Regions from separate parts of the Homo sapiens genome. Here region 1 is linked to region 2. Evidence: chromatin contacts called from ENCODE Hi-C or POLR2A ChIA-PET data. All regions are on one chromosome and are shown on one strand. Each heading gives the region's core, a stretch centred on a gene start or an enhancer-like site at or near the end of the contact. The rest is flanking DNA. Distances are from core to core; before and after follow the strand shown. Region 1 overlaps SETBP1 (SET binding protein 1). Region 2 overlaps SETBP1 (SET binding protein 1).

Region 1 (6,279 bases), core at 2,075-4,574, 39 kb after region 2:
TGGCCCAGCAGCAGTTCTGATTAGAAAGGTCAGTCGCTTCATGATAAAACTCCTCAGTCCTATTTTACAGATAGCCAGGCGTTATGTGGATAGGTTCACTAATACCAAGTAAAGACTCCAGGGGACACTGGAAATCTTTGCATTTTCAGCTAAGTCCAGAACTGGTCTGATTCTTGGAACTTAAGTGATTAAGAGGAGCCTGAAACACCAGAATTGTGGTATTGTGGACAACTCTGTAGAAAGCTCCAGGAAAGAAACTAGGGGCTATCCTTTTTCTCTTCTGATAGTAGTCCTAGCAGCCACTAAAGTGACTAGCACCTACTCTGTTTGTCCTTAGTGTTTGTGTGTTCTTAGTACCTTTTGGTGTAGCTAGTACAAGTGAGAATCAAAGGGAGAAAATATCCAGCAAAGATAAAATTTTAGACAAACCATTCCTCATAGCTCACTTTCGTCAGGAGAGAAACTGACAAGGCACAGAAAAAAATGTCCTCCTCTCTTTTAAGAAGAAAAACATTCAATATTCAGTAATAGGAACTGTCCTAAATTGAGTCAGGAACTACAATTTGACTAGATTAATTTTATGTGTTTATTTGTTTGTAGCCCTCCCTTGTTCTGGAAGGTATATTAAATGACTTAAAGGACAAAACTCAACAAGGGAGGAGAAATAAAGAAAACACAACAGAAGAAATCAAAGGTGGGGATATAAATGCACTCAAGAAGAGGACTAGACTAGTTTAAGTAATCTTGTTTTGGTGGTCATGCTCATAATTGTATGACCTTGATAATGCTCTTAAACCCTTTTTTGTTTGTTTGTTTTTACTAGCAGCTTTAAAAAGGTATGACTACATGCCATAATATTCATCTTTTAAAAAGATACAAAATAGTGATTTTTAGTATATTTGCAGATTTGTGCAATCAGTATTACTTTCTAATTCCAGATCATTTTCATCACCCCACAAAATAAATCCTGTACCCATTAGCAGTTACACCCCATTTTCTTTCTATAGTTCCTGGCAACTACTAACTTACTTTCTGTTCCCATACATTTGCCTTTTCTAGATGTAATCAAACAATAGGTGGCTTCTTTTATTTGGCTTCTTTCACTTAGCATAGTATTTTTAAGGTTTAGCCATGCTGTAGGATGTATTGATACTTTGTTCTTTTTATGGCTGAATAATATTCCATCATATGGATATATTCTATTTTGTTTATCCATTCAATAGCTGATAGACATTCTGGTTGGTTCTACTTTTTGGTTATTGTAACTAATGCTGCTATGAACATTTATGTAGAAGTTTTTGCATGAACATATGTTTTCAGTTCTCTTGGGTATATACTTAGGAGCAGAATTTTGGGATATGTGGTAATTTTACACTTAACTTTTTGAAAAAATTTCCAAACTGTTTTCCAAAGCAGTTGCACCATTGTATATGCTCAGTAATAATATATGAGGATTCAAATTTCTCTGTGTTCCTACCAACATTTTCTGTCGTCCATCTGTTTTATTATGGCCACCCTAGAAGGTATGAAGTGGCATCGCATTGTGATTTTGATTTGCATTTTCCTAATTGCTGATGATGTTGATCATCTTTTCCTGTGCTTCTGGCCATATGTATATTTTTTGGAAAAGAAATATCTATCCAAATCTTTGCCCATTTTTCAACTGGGTTGTCTTTTTATTGTTGTATAGGGCTTCCTTATGTGTTCTGGATAGAAGTCTTTATCAGATATGTGACTTGCAAAATTTTCCTTTTATTGTATGAGGTGTCTTTTCACTTTCATGCCAGTGACCTTCGAAGCATAACTTTTTATTAAGTTTAATTTATTATTTTTCTTGTTCCTCATGCTTTGGTGTCATATCTGGGGAGGGTTTGCCTAACCAAAGGTCAAAAAATATACTCATGTTTTCTTCTAAGAAATTGATAGCTTTAGCTCTTGCCTTTAGGTTTATGATCCACTTTGAATTTATTTGGTGTATTGTAGAAAGCAGGGCTCCAGCTCTTCTTCTTCCTCCTCCTCCTTCTTTTTTATTTTTTATTTTTTTTTTGAGACAGAGTCTTGCTCTGACACCTGGGCTGGAGTGCAGTGGCGTGATCTCAGCTTACTGCAACCTCCGCCTCCCGGGTTCAAGTGATTCTCCTGCCTCAGCCTCTTGAGTAGCTGGGATTACAGGCGCCCACCACCATGCTCATCTAATTTTTGTATTTTTAGTGGAGACAGGGTTTCACCAACTTGGCCAGGCTGGTCTTGAACTCCTCACGTCGCCACCTCGGCCTCCCAAAGTGCTGGGATTACAGGTGTGAGCCACCACACCTGGCCCCTCCTCCTTTTCTTCTTTCTCCTTCTCCTTCTTCTTCTCCACTTTCTTCTTTTGCATGTGTATATCAGCTTTTCCCAGCACTATTTATTTATTGAAAAGACTTATTCCCCATTATATTATATTAGCACCCATGTCAAAAGTCAATGAGCAATAAGTATCAGGGTTTATTTCTGGACAATCAGTTCTGTTCTATTGATTTATATGTCTTTTCTTATGCCAGTGTCACACTCTTGACTGCAATAGCTTTGTAGAAATTTTAAAATTGGGAAGTGTGAGTCCTCCAACCTTGTTCTTTTTCAAGATTGTTTTGGCTATTCTAGGTCCATGGCATTTCAATATGAATTTTAGGGTCAACTTGTCAATATCTGTAGAAAGGCTCTCCTAGATTTGTTAATGCTCTCCTAGATTTGCTAAGCCTCAATTTTCTCACGTATTTAAAAAGATTGGTAATTCATGTCCTGTAGAGTACTTGTGAAGCCCCCCAAAATATAACTCTGCTTTAAATGTTTAAAATACTAATTTCAAATCCACATTTTATATTGTTTATCTCATTTTATAAAATTCAACCAATTTTAATCCTCATTTTCAGAAAAATATATTTTTGCCATATTTATTAACCTAGCATTGTCATCATCACACCTCTGGACTCACTGAAAACTGTGACCTTTCCCAGCTTACACAAGGACCAGATTGGTTCTACTGCCAGGTACCTGTGTTAGAATTGAAGAATTCTAGATGTGTAAAGGAAAATGGCCTCACCTACCTTAAGGTGGGATGTGGTTACTCTCAGAAAGGTGAGAAGGAAGGAGCAATTGAAAGGAAGGATGAGTAAGGAGAAATGGGGAACTTCTTTAACTGCTGGCAGTGTGTAGAGAATTAGACTGAAAGTGGCTTGTCTTCAGAGGCTGGTATCTGGAGGGCAAGGCCGAGGAGAAAATGTGTTCCTGCTTGCTACTCCACCTCTAGCTGGAAAGCCCCATTATTTGAATGGACCAGAATCCAGTAATCCAGTTTGTAGGTGTCTGCTCGGCTGTCATTTGTTCTCCTGGCTGACTGCAAATATAACTCAGAGTGATGAAGATTACAAGGAAGAGTATCTTGGCCAAGGTCCAAGGCTCTGAGGTTTTCTCATTCAGTCTGTCCTCTGAACTTAGGAGGGAGTATCGTACCAATTCTGCTGCTAGGCTCAGAGTAGTCTAAAGCAGAAAGCAATCAAACCACAGCTTTTTCTCTTCTCCTGTCCCAACTATTTATAGTAACCGATGCTACTGTCACAGTTATCTTAGCTCACGTTCACTGAAAGTAAGACCTTATGCTATGCATTACCTTCATATGAAGTCAGCACAGTTATTATTATCCTGATTCTACAGATGACAAAACCAAGGCACAGACAGGTTATGTATTTTGTCAAAATTATAAATATTTAAAGGGGAGTATGTCCAGGATTGATCCGAGACGTACCATGCTATACCATGTCAACCCTCTTCTGTTTCTTGTCTCTGTAGCTCAAATAGCATTTTCTCAATTTGGCTATACTTGGAGAATCACAGAATTAGCTTACAACCCTCAGGAATTAAGACTCTTAAGAGCAGTGGCCTAATTTCATTTCTTCAAGGAAGCACCTTCCAAGATTCCGTAGATTACACTATGGTTTCTTGTCTATGAATTCCTATTGCATTCTTTCAAGAAGTCAGCACCTGAGTCCATAACTATCGGATGGGTGTTTCTGAAGGCTGAGAACTGCCCGCCGTCTGGGTTACTGGCATCATTGACAATGCCGAGACATGCCTCTTCCTCTCTGAGATTGTTGTTAACTGGAGCAGGAGGTTCTCACTAAAAACATGCCGACTCCCTCCTATGGCCTTCATGATGTAACCATCATACACATTGCTGCTGTTCTATAATAATAGGTCACCATTCAGGGACAAACAGCAATGACTGACTCATTCAAGAGATGGCGAAGGGGTGAGCGGAGGGATGACCAGGTAAAGAAAGGTGTTTTTTAGCATTTTTCCTTACCTCAGAGCTCCATTGAAACCAAATCTGGATTGACCTGATTTTCCAAACCTTTATGTCTTTGATGGAGTCAGGAAGATGAAAGAAGCTGTTGTCTGTACAACCTATTTCCCCTTCTGTGAGTTGAACTGAATTGAAACTGCTCCATGTTTATCAAAGATCAGGCAAAGATATGAGCAATGTCCTGATGTCAGTGATACGGGCCAGTGTCCTGCCCATGGTCAGCATCCTGGGTCTCCATTATTGGAAGGCCTTAACATCTTCATGAGCAACCCTTTTCTTCCCCCAGAGGAAACTAAATTTCTTGCCCTGTCATACTAAAAACCTAGAGGGGGTTTTATCTATTTTACTTTGTTTTGTAAGCGTACATAAGAACTCCTGATTTCATTTTATGTTGTTAATAGTGGGTAGGGTTGTTTCTACTTTTAGCTCTCCTCTAGTGCCTCCCCACAGGGAAATCAGCCTCTGGTCCCTCCATGTGTTCAAGTGTACAGGCCTCTGGTTGCCCCCTGCCCCTCACACCCTTTTCATCCACCCTACATTATTCTAACTTGCCACTCTCTGAAGTTATGGAAGGTGAAGGCCAGGGAAATTGTGGGTATCAATATAGGACTTTGATTTTCATACCCCCTTGTGTATGTACATGCATTAGTGCTGTGTAACACAGGCTGTAATTTCTTTGGGAAAGAAAGGAAAAGTGAGAAACAGTTTCCATAAAATAAAAAGACCATTGGACCTGGCTCAAATTTGGAGTGGGGGAGGGAGGATCCCTTACCTGAAAATGTTGTATCTGTGATGAGTCATCTTGGTCTAATATGATTACCCTCATTTTCTATGGTGTATCTTTAGCTCTTTGAGGCTTCTATTATTGAAATACTACTAGCTCCATAAGTGGAACCTGTCTTAGAGTATATAACTGAGAGAGAATTTATATTAGGTTGGTGCAAATGTAATTGTGGGGTTTGTCATTACTTTTCGTTGCAAAAACAGCGATTACTTTTGCACCAACCTATAATTGAAAAGGTCCTTAGAAATCCACTACTCTGGTTCTTCGTCCTGCAAATGATATTCTCCAATAAGAGGAACTGAAATGACCTCCAAAGTCACTCAACAGCGTTCACATTAGAACCCAAAAAGCCAAAATCCTGATGCCCTGATTCTGCTGCCTACCAGCCACCTGTCTCCAGTTGAATAGCATTTTATCCAAGTTATAGAAAAGATGGCCACCCTCTGGGTGTCTCACCATTAGGTGATAATGTTCTCCTCACTCTGCTTTGTCTGCTTAAATTGTACTACAGGTCTAGCCCTGCCAAACCTCACCCAGGGAGCCCTCTGAGCTCTCCAATGAAATCGTTCATCAGAAAGGTCCTGCTCTATATGCTATTCACCACCCCATACCTGTTCCCTAATAGACATTCAACCCATATTTACCAGCACTTGACTACATGCCAGGGACAGGGACAAACATTGTGGAGGAGGCACAGATGTGTAAGCCTTCGTATTTACCATTAAGGAACTTCAACAGTAGTGGAAGAGAGAAGGTACAAACGTGTGTGCTCCTGCATACACACACCCACACACACACACACACATAGGCACAAACTTCAAGGCAGTAGGTGACAATTAATATATAACAGATATAACGAAAATGCTAGTGGTTTTGGAGGAGAAGTGAGAACCTCCAGCAGGGGTGAGAAGATGGAGTCTGTTTCTGAGGGAAGTGGCATTGAACTTTCCTTTTAAGTGTAGCTCAGGTTTATTATAAGAGTCTTTTTCTAGATGATCTAGTCTTTTTCTAGATCAAACATTTATTATTTGATAAATGTTGGGTTTTGACTCGACTAAACATGAAAGTTTTCAAGTAGAAAGACCATGTTCAAGGCATATAATGATAGCTCAATTGATGTTTGTTTTGGAAGTGCTGAATTTTACTTGATTCTCCT
Region 2 (6,049 bases), core at 2,094-4,593:
TGCTCACACTTGACTGCACTCTGCTCCCACTGATGTACACATGTCTGCATGTCTGATTCTTTCACCAAACTTTAGGTTCCTTTAAGGCAGGGACAAAGTCTATCATTACATTTCACCCTTAGTTCCTAGTAAGTGGCCTAATGTGTTGTGGCTTGGCTGTTTAATTATCATCAGAGGGGTCAAACCAGCTCTCCACCAGGGTGGTGCTGCCTGCCCCCAAGACACCTTCCACATGGGGGGATCTAGCCTGCAGGATGGGGAATGGGGGGGTGGGGAACAGTGCAGGTTTTACCTTCTCCACCTCTCTTCTGCTGGATCCTAGCTTCAACATCACTTAAGCACCATTTTTGGCAGTCATTTAAGGAAGCTAAAAATTCCAGTTGAGCTTTTCTGAAGGCTGGAGGCCCTGGGGCTCAGCATGATTTCTTCTCTTTCTTGACCCAAACAAAACATTGTTACAGCAAACATGAAGTCTTTCCTATTTTTCACAAATGCTCTCCAGGCCTAACAAAGCTAGCAGTCACCCTCCTTGAATCAAAATAAGCATCTGCCTTTTCCTCTTTATCTCACACTTTCCCAGCATTTATTATAAGAATGTGATTATTTTGCTAGTTAATCATACATTTTTATTTAATGTTTTCTTGTGCAAAACCCTGGAAAGGATGCAAAAATATTTAAAACCGTAACTTTAGTCTTTAATATTGATTAAACACAGAGGTGCAGAAAGTACATATAACTGACTTTTATTCTTTTATGTTGTATATGATTGTTTGAAGTATAAATGATAAAATCCTAATAGTGTATAAAATCCTAAATAGTGTATAAAATCATAGGCAACATATGAAAAAGGGAAACTGAGTCACATGTAGCTGTAAAGAGGAGAGGGTCATTTTTACTGAGCTGATTTTTTTTTTGTTTGTTTAAAAAAGAAAGAAAAAATGGTCGGGTGCAGTGGCTCACACCTGTAATCCCAGCACTTTGGGAGGCCAAGGCAGGCGTATCACCTGATGTCAGGAGTTCGAGACCAGTCTGACCAACATGGAGAGACCTCGTCTCTACTAAAAATACAAAAATTAGCCGGGCATGGTGGCAGGCATCTGTAATCCCAGCTACTTGGGAGGCTGAGGCAGGAGAATTGCTTGAACCTGGGAGACGGAGGTTGTGGTTAGCCAAGATCATGCCACTGTACTCCAGCGAGAGAGAGAGAGAGAGAGAGAGAGAGAGAGGACGGAAGGAAGGGAGGAAGGAAGGAAGGAAGGAAGGAAGGAAGGAAGGAAGGAAGGAAGGAAGGAAGGAAGGAAAAGCCCTCTTAGAGGAGATGGACCTTTGTCTCTGAAGCAGTAATTCTTGTATCACAGACCACTTTGATAGCAGGAAGAAAGCCAGGGCCCATCTCTCTAAGGAAATATATACATCTATAGATTCACACATACTTACAATTTCAGGGAGCCATGGACCTGATGAAGGCCATCCATAGCCCATGGTTCCTAATTTAAGACCCTCTGAAGAACTGATAGCACATAGAAATAGTTTAGAGAGAGCAGCAAGAGAGAAGTGATGAAGTCAGAGATGGAGCACAAAGTGGGAAGGCCATTGAGCCTAGATTCCCAGTCCAGAAATCTCACATTTGCCTTCTGCGATCCCACTTCTGTAGCTCTCATCCAGGCTATGGTAAGTCCATTGCTGGTCAGTTGTCGTGGGGATACTGTATGCAAACTGAAAAGTGTCACTGAGAAAATTTCTTTATTCTTTTGCAGCTCCTCACAGCCAGTGACCTTGCAGCCAGTGACCTCAAAGGATTTCAGCCACAGGTAAGTTCCACTGATGCTTTTAAGAAGTTTGGAAGAGTAAAATGATCCAGAGTTTGGTTGTCAACAAGCACCTTTGGGGCCAGGACAGAAACCCGAACCTTGGATTTCTAGCTTCTTTCCCTAGCTAACTGACAATGACCTGGTGGCTTGCTCTCCTCCTCCAGCTCCTCTCATTCTAGCATGGACAAAACCACCTCTTTCTGCTCTTTCGTTCCTAATATTCTATAGGAGAAAAATATATAGAGATCAAGATGCTCGGAATGTTAAGTGTTGGGGATTCAGCTTAGGAAAGGGTTAAACCAATGGCGGCAGAGGGTGGGTTGGGTTTGGGGTTCTCCCCTGCATTTCTCTCTTTTTGGACAGGACACTCGCATGTCTGTAATCTTTGCGGCAAATGCCTCCTAGTCAAGGCCTGATAGCCAAGTTAATCTCAGACTCCTGCAGAGGCAGACAGTTGAGGTTTGCTGATCTTGGTCAGGAAATGGGCCACTGTTATCTCTGGCCAGAGTGGTGTTTGGAGGTTACTATGGGCAAACTGTGTGAGGATGTAGGCAAGGGCTTTCTGGAGACTTTTTTGCAGGGGTGAAAATGGACATCATCCTGCCTGTCTCTGGAAAAGGAGTCCACACAAAGACACATACACACAAATCTCAGCTATACAAAAGCCCTTGTGTGCTCACATAGAGCCTGGTGTAGTTAGAACATGTACATAAAGAAAGATCAATCCAAAGGTGATCATTAAGGGACTTGGCCCCTGCCGCTGTCCCCCTTGCAAAATGAAACTTTCTGTCACCCTTCAACTCAGTGCCTGCCTCAAGGTCTCACAGTGCTGTACCTTTGTGGGAAAATAAATTATAGCTAACGGCAGCGAACTTCCAGGGGTCGAGCAAATATGTTTCTAATTGCAGGAATTTCATGTATTTGGGCACGTTTTCTTCTTTAAAGGTGTTTCACATCCAGGAGCCCACTGCACCCTCCCTACCCTTCTCCCATGTGAGCCACATCCTGTGCGCACCCTCTCACTGCTGAGGAACCTGAGGACCCAGTCCTGATGCACAGTGGCCCCAGATCACACAGAGAGCTAGGAACAGGTGACAGTGGGAGGCTAGAGGAAGAGAATTAACAGAATCAAGGGCCCTGTTGGTGAGAATCAAAGATAGATTCGCACACCAGTGTGGGGTGTTGTCATCTCACCTTGTTAATCCTCCTGTCTGGAAAGTAGTGAGTTTTTAGACAGAGATGGCCAGTAAGCCTTTTTTGTCAACCACTGAAAACCTTTAATTAATTACTTTTTCACATATTTACACAAACTTCCAGTTGGGCTAAGGGAATGTGAAACAAAAACAAAAGAAAATCAACATTTACCGCCTACCCCACCCACCTCCACACCTACACTCATACATGGTGGCAATTCCAGGTAAATATTTTGTTTTAATCTGAAAATTTATAACATTAAAGGAAATTGTGTGGTGCTGTTTTACTGCTTGAAAAGGACACCCGGTAGAGACTGAGTTTATTGGAGTTGTGTGTGTGCGCGTGGTTTTGGCATGGTTTCCTTCGGAGCTGAACACGTTCTCTCCGTGTTTGTTGACCTACACTTTTAGATATTAGATTTAAACTAATAGAGCAAACTTTCCAGTGAAGGAGAAGTTAGCTATATTTGAGGTTCGTGCATAACATTTGAGGGCATTATCCTAGAAAGGCAGCTTCCAGCCTCCCCCACAACCAGCCCCACAGCTTCCAGTGCAGATGGCTCGCTCCTCTGGTTCTGTTCAGCCCTTCCATGTTATTCCATTTGCGTGTCATCACCCTGAGGCAAGAAACATAAATGCCTATTTTTCACTCCTCAGGATGCCTGTTCTTGAGGCCAGGAAGTCCTGGGAAACTGGTGGCCAGGGTGTAATGCCCAGATCAAAGTTAATTCTCTAGTGAAAGGCCCAGATGTGTCTCGGGTCAACAGCATCCTTTTGGGTGCTTTTTAAAACAGAAATAGAAAGCTGTCCACAGGCATTGCACTGCCCCCTCCAGCCCCACTGCACCAAACTGCTGGCTTCTGTTGTTATTTTTCCCCTTCTCTCTTTGGGTTTCAGATGAAACTGAGTCCCACACAATAATGCATGGGTGTGTTCCCCTCCAAGACCCATCATTGACTGTCAGGAGGGGACTCACTGAGGACCCCTCCCAGGGATAACTATCTGTCCTCTCAGCTTTTGCATGGTGCCCACTTACCACTTGAATGTAGAGGTTTTCTGTTTGTTTTTCTTGATGCCTGTTCCTGCTTTAGACTCTTAAGGAAGATAGTTACAAAATCTTTGATGATTTTGAAAGTGTGTAGAGTAGTGACTGTATTGAGCTGGCTTTTCTGTTGATTTGTCTCTGTCTTCTCTCTGCTTCCAGATAGAGAAGAGGAAGGTAAGGAAGTGATTACCTACCTTTCTCCCCATGGTTATTGGTTACTAAAAATGCGATGTTCATTCCTGGAAATAAACACATGACTTTTCAGGTTGAGCCTGAAAGCCCGTGTTTTCTAGGGTATTGTGTTTTAGCAGGTGGTGATCTCCCCAGAGGCTGGTGAGCCTGGCCTCCGGGCCACAGGGTAGAGCTTCTTCTAGAGTCAGGCCTGGTGCTGGTAGGCGGTACTATTCTCAGCAAGTTTTAAAGGCACAGATGGAAAAGCTTCTGAAATTCACACCTAACCCACCCTGACTCTTCTACCTCCAAACACATCTCCTTTTACCTTCTAACATCCTGTTCTTGCCTTTTGAAGCAACAGACACACTTGAGTACCCTCCTTTCTAAGTCTTTGGGTTACTGGAAATGAGAACCCTCACTTCTTTTGTCTGTCTGGTCCCCTGCATTCCTAAGAGGAATAAGAGCTGACATCTAATTTTCTTTAGTAAAAGCCCAAAAACCATATGCTTTCCTCTGCATTTTTCTTTTATGCTTTTTTCCCTCTAATATAAAAGTTGTAAGTGTCCATTGTAGAAATTTGGAATATACAGAAAACCATCAGAAAGAAAATACCCTATCATTTCACCTCAGAATCATACACAATGACATTTTGGGGTATAGTCTTCCGATCTTTGTTCTACATAGACACACACATCTGTTTTTTTTTAATGGTAATATTTTATATGCTTTTTTGTTACCTTATTTTTTGTTGGTTTGCATGCTTTCCACAACACTGGAAAATCCAGCAGCTAGCCATGCTTGCACTAGTTGTTAGTACCATCATTCATTTACTACCCCCTCTTGCTGGACAACCCATTCCTTTTGCAGGCTGAGATCTCCAGGAGCAATCCAAGGCAAACGCTGGCATCCAGTGCCTTCATCCAGGATGCAAAGAGCATTCAAGGCTTCTTGGCATTTATTTATTTACTTTTATTTCTCAGTTCCTACAAGAATGTGCAGGCTGCTTAAACTTTGCAGTAAAGTGCCTGTGGGTGATGCCCACGTGCTTGTGCACATGCTTACGAGGTGGGGGAATGTGGTAAGGAAATAGCCATAGCATGGGCACCATATTCAGACTCAGGTCCTGCATGCCCAGCCACAGTGGTGGAACAGTGATGTGACAACGAACGTCCACCACAGAGGAAAGCACAGACTAAAGGATTTGGTCCTCACCTGCTACATAAACCCTCTGTTGTCTCAGAGAATAGGATACTTCCTTTAGGCAAAATGGAGTATTATTTCAAGTGTGGGGCAAGTGTAATGGCCACCTATGAAGGGTGGCTGTTTTTAATGAGTTTCTAAAATGTCAATTGCTACTATGGTCAAGGGCATGCTGTGGTGGAAGATAAGAAGAGAGTAAACAAGAACACATAGGAAAACATGTTTTAGTGCAGAGAAAACAGAACTTTCACTCACTTAGTTGCCATTTCATTCAACAGGCATCCATGGAAGACCTTTCTGTAGGGCTCCCAGCTATACACAGACCCTTCCCCAGATGTTGACAATTCTGAAATGTTCTGCCACCAATATTAGCTTTGTGACCCTGACGAAGTTACCTAATGTCTTTGATCTTGATTTACCTTATTAAGCAAAGGAGTTGTGCAGCTTATTTCACAGAGAGTATGGGCATTGATGAGACAATGCATGTGAAAGTAGCATTGTATGCCTGAAATGCACAGTGAGGTATTGTTTCTTCCATTAGAGAAGTGCAGAATAAATTAATTGAAAATTCAAATGTAGAAGAAATTATATGTCTATGGAACAAGCAGGGAGGTCGTCCCGGCAGA

The links. A loop is a pair of places that touch in the nucleus more often than their neighbours do. ChIA-PET counts read pairs that join two places held with the same protein, here RNA polymerase II (POLR2A). Pooled maps may share reads with other maps.
Region 1: a pooled map shows a loop between it and region 2 (2.9-fold over the local background). The contact joins two enhancer-like sites. A Hi-C loop is called at or near these places in 1 of 50 pooled maps. POLR2A ChIA-PET finds 5 or more read pairs at or near these places in 3 of 52 experiments (GM12878, HEK293T and activated B cell).

Annotation. Positions count from the first base shown.
Region 1 is chr18:44,906,032-44,912,310 of GRCh38, forward strand. All of the region lies in intron 3 of SETBP1 (SET binding protein 1), which reads left to right. Among named protein-coding and RNA genes, the nearest start is that of MIR4319, 61 kb to the right of the region's middle. Within about 2 kb of position 3,325, at least 2 of the 41 ENCODE cell types and tissues checked have a DNase peak (open chromatin) inside an H3K27ac peak, as active enhancers do.
Region 2 is chr18:44,867,473-44,873,521 of GRCh38, forward strand. It overlaps SETBP1 (SET binding protein 1), which reads left to right. Exons shown (of 6, transcript NM_015559.3): 3 at 1,758-1,811. Among named protein-coding and RNA genes, the nearest start is that of MIR4319, 100 kb to the right of the region's middle. Within about 2 kb of position 3,344, at least 2 of the 41 ENCODE cell types and tissues checked have a DNase peak (open chromatin) inside an H3K27ac peak, as active enhancers do.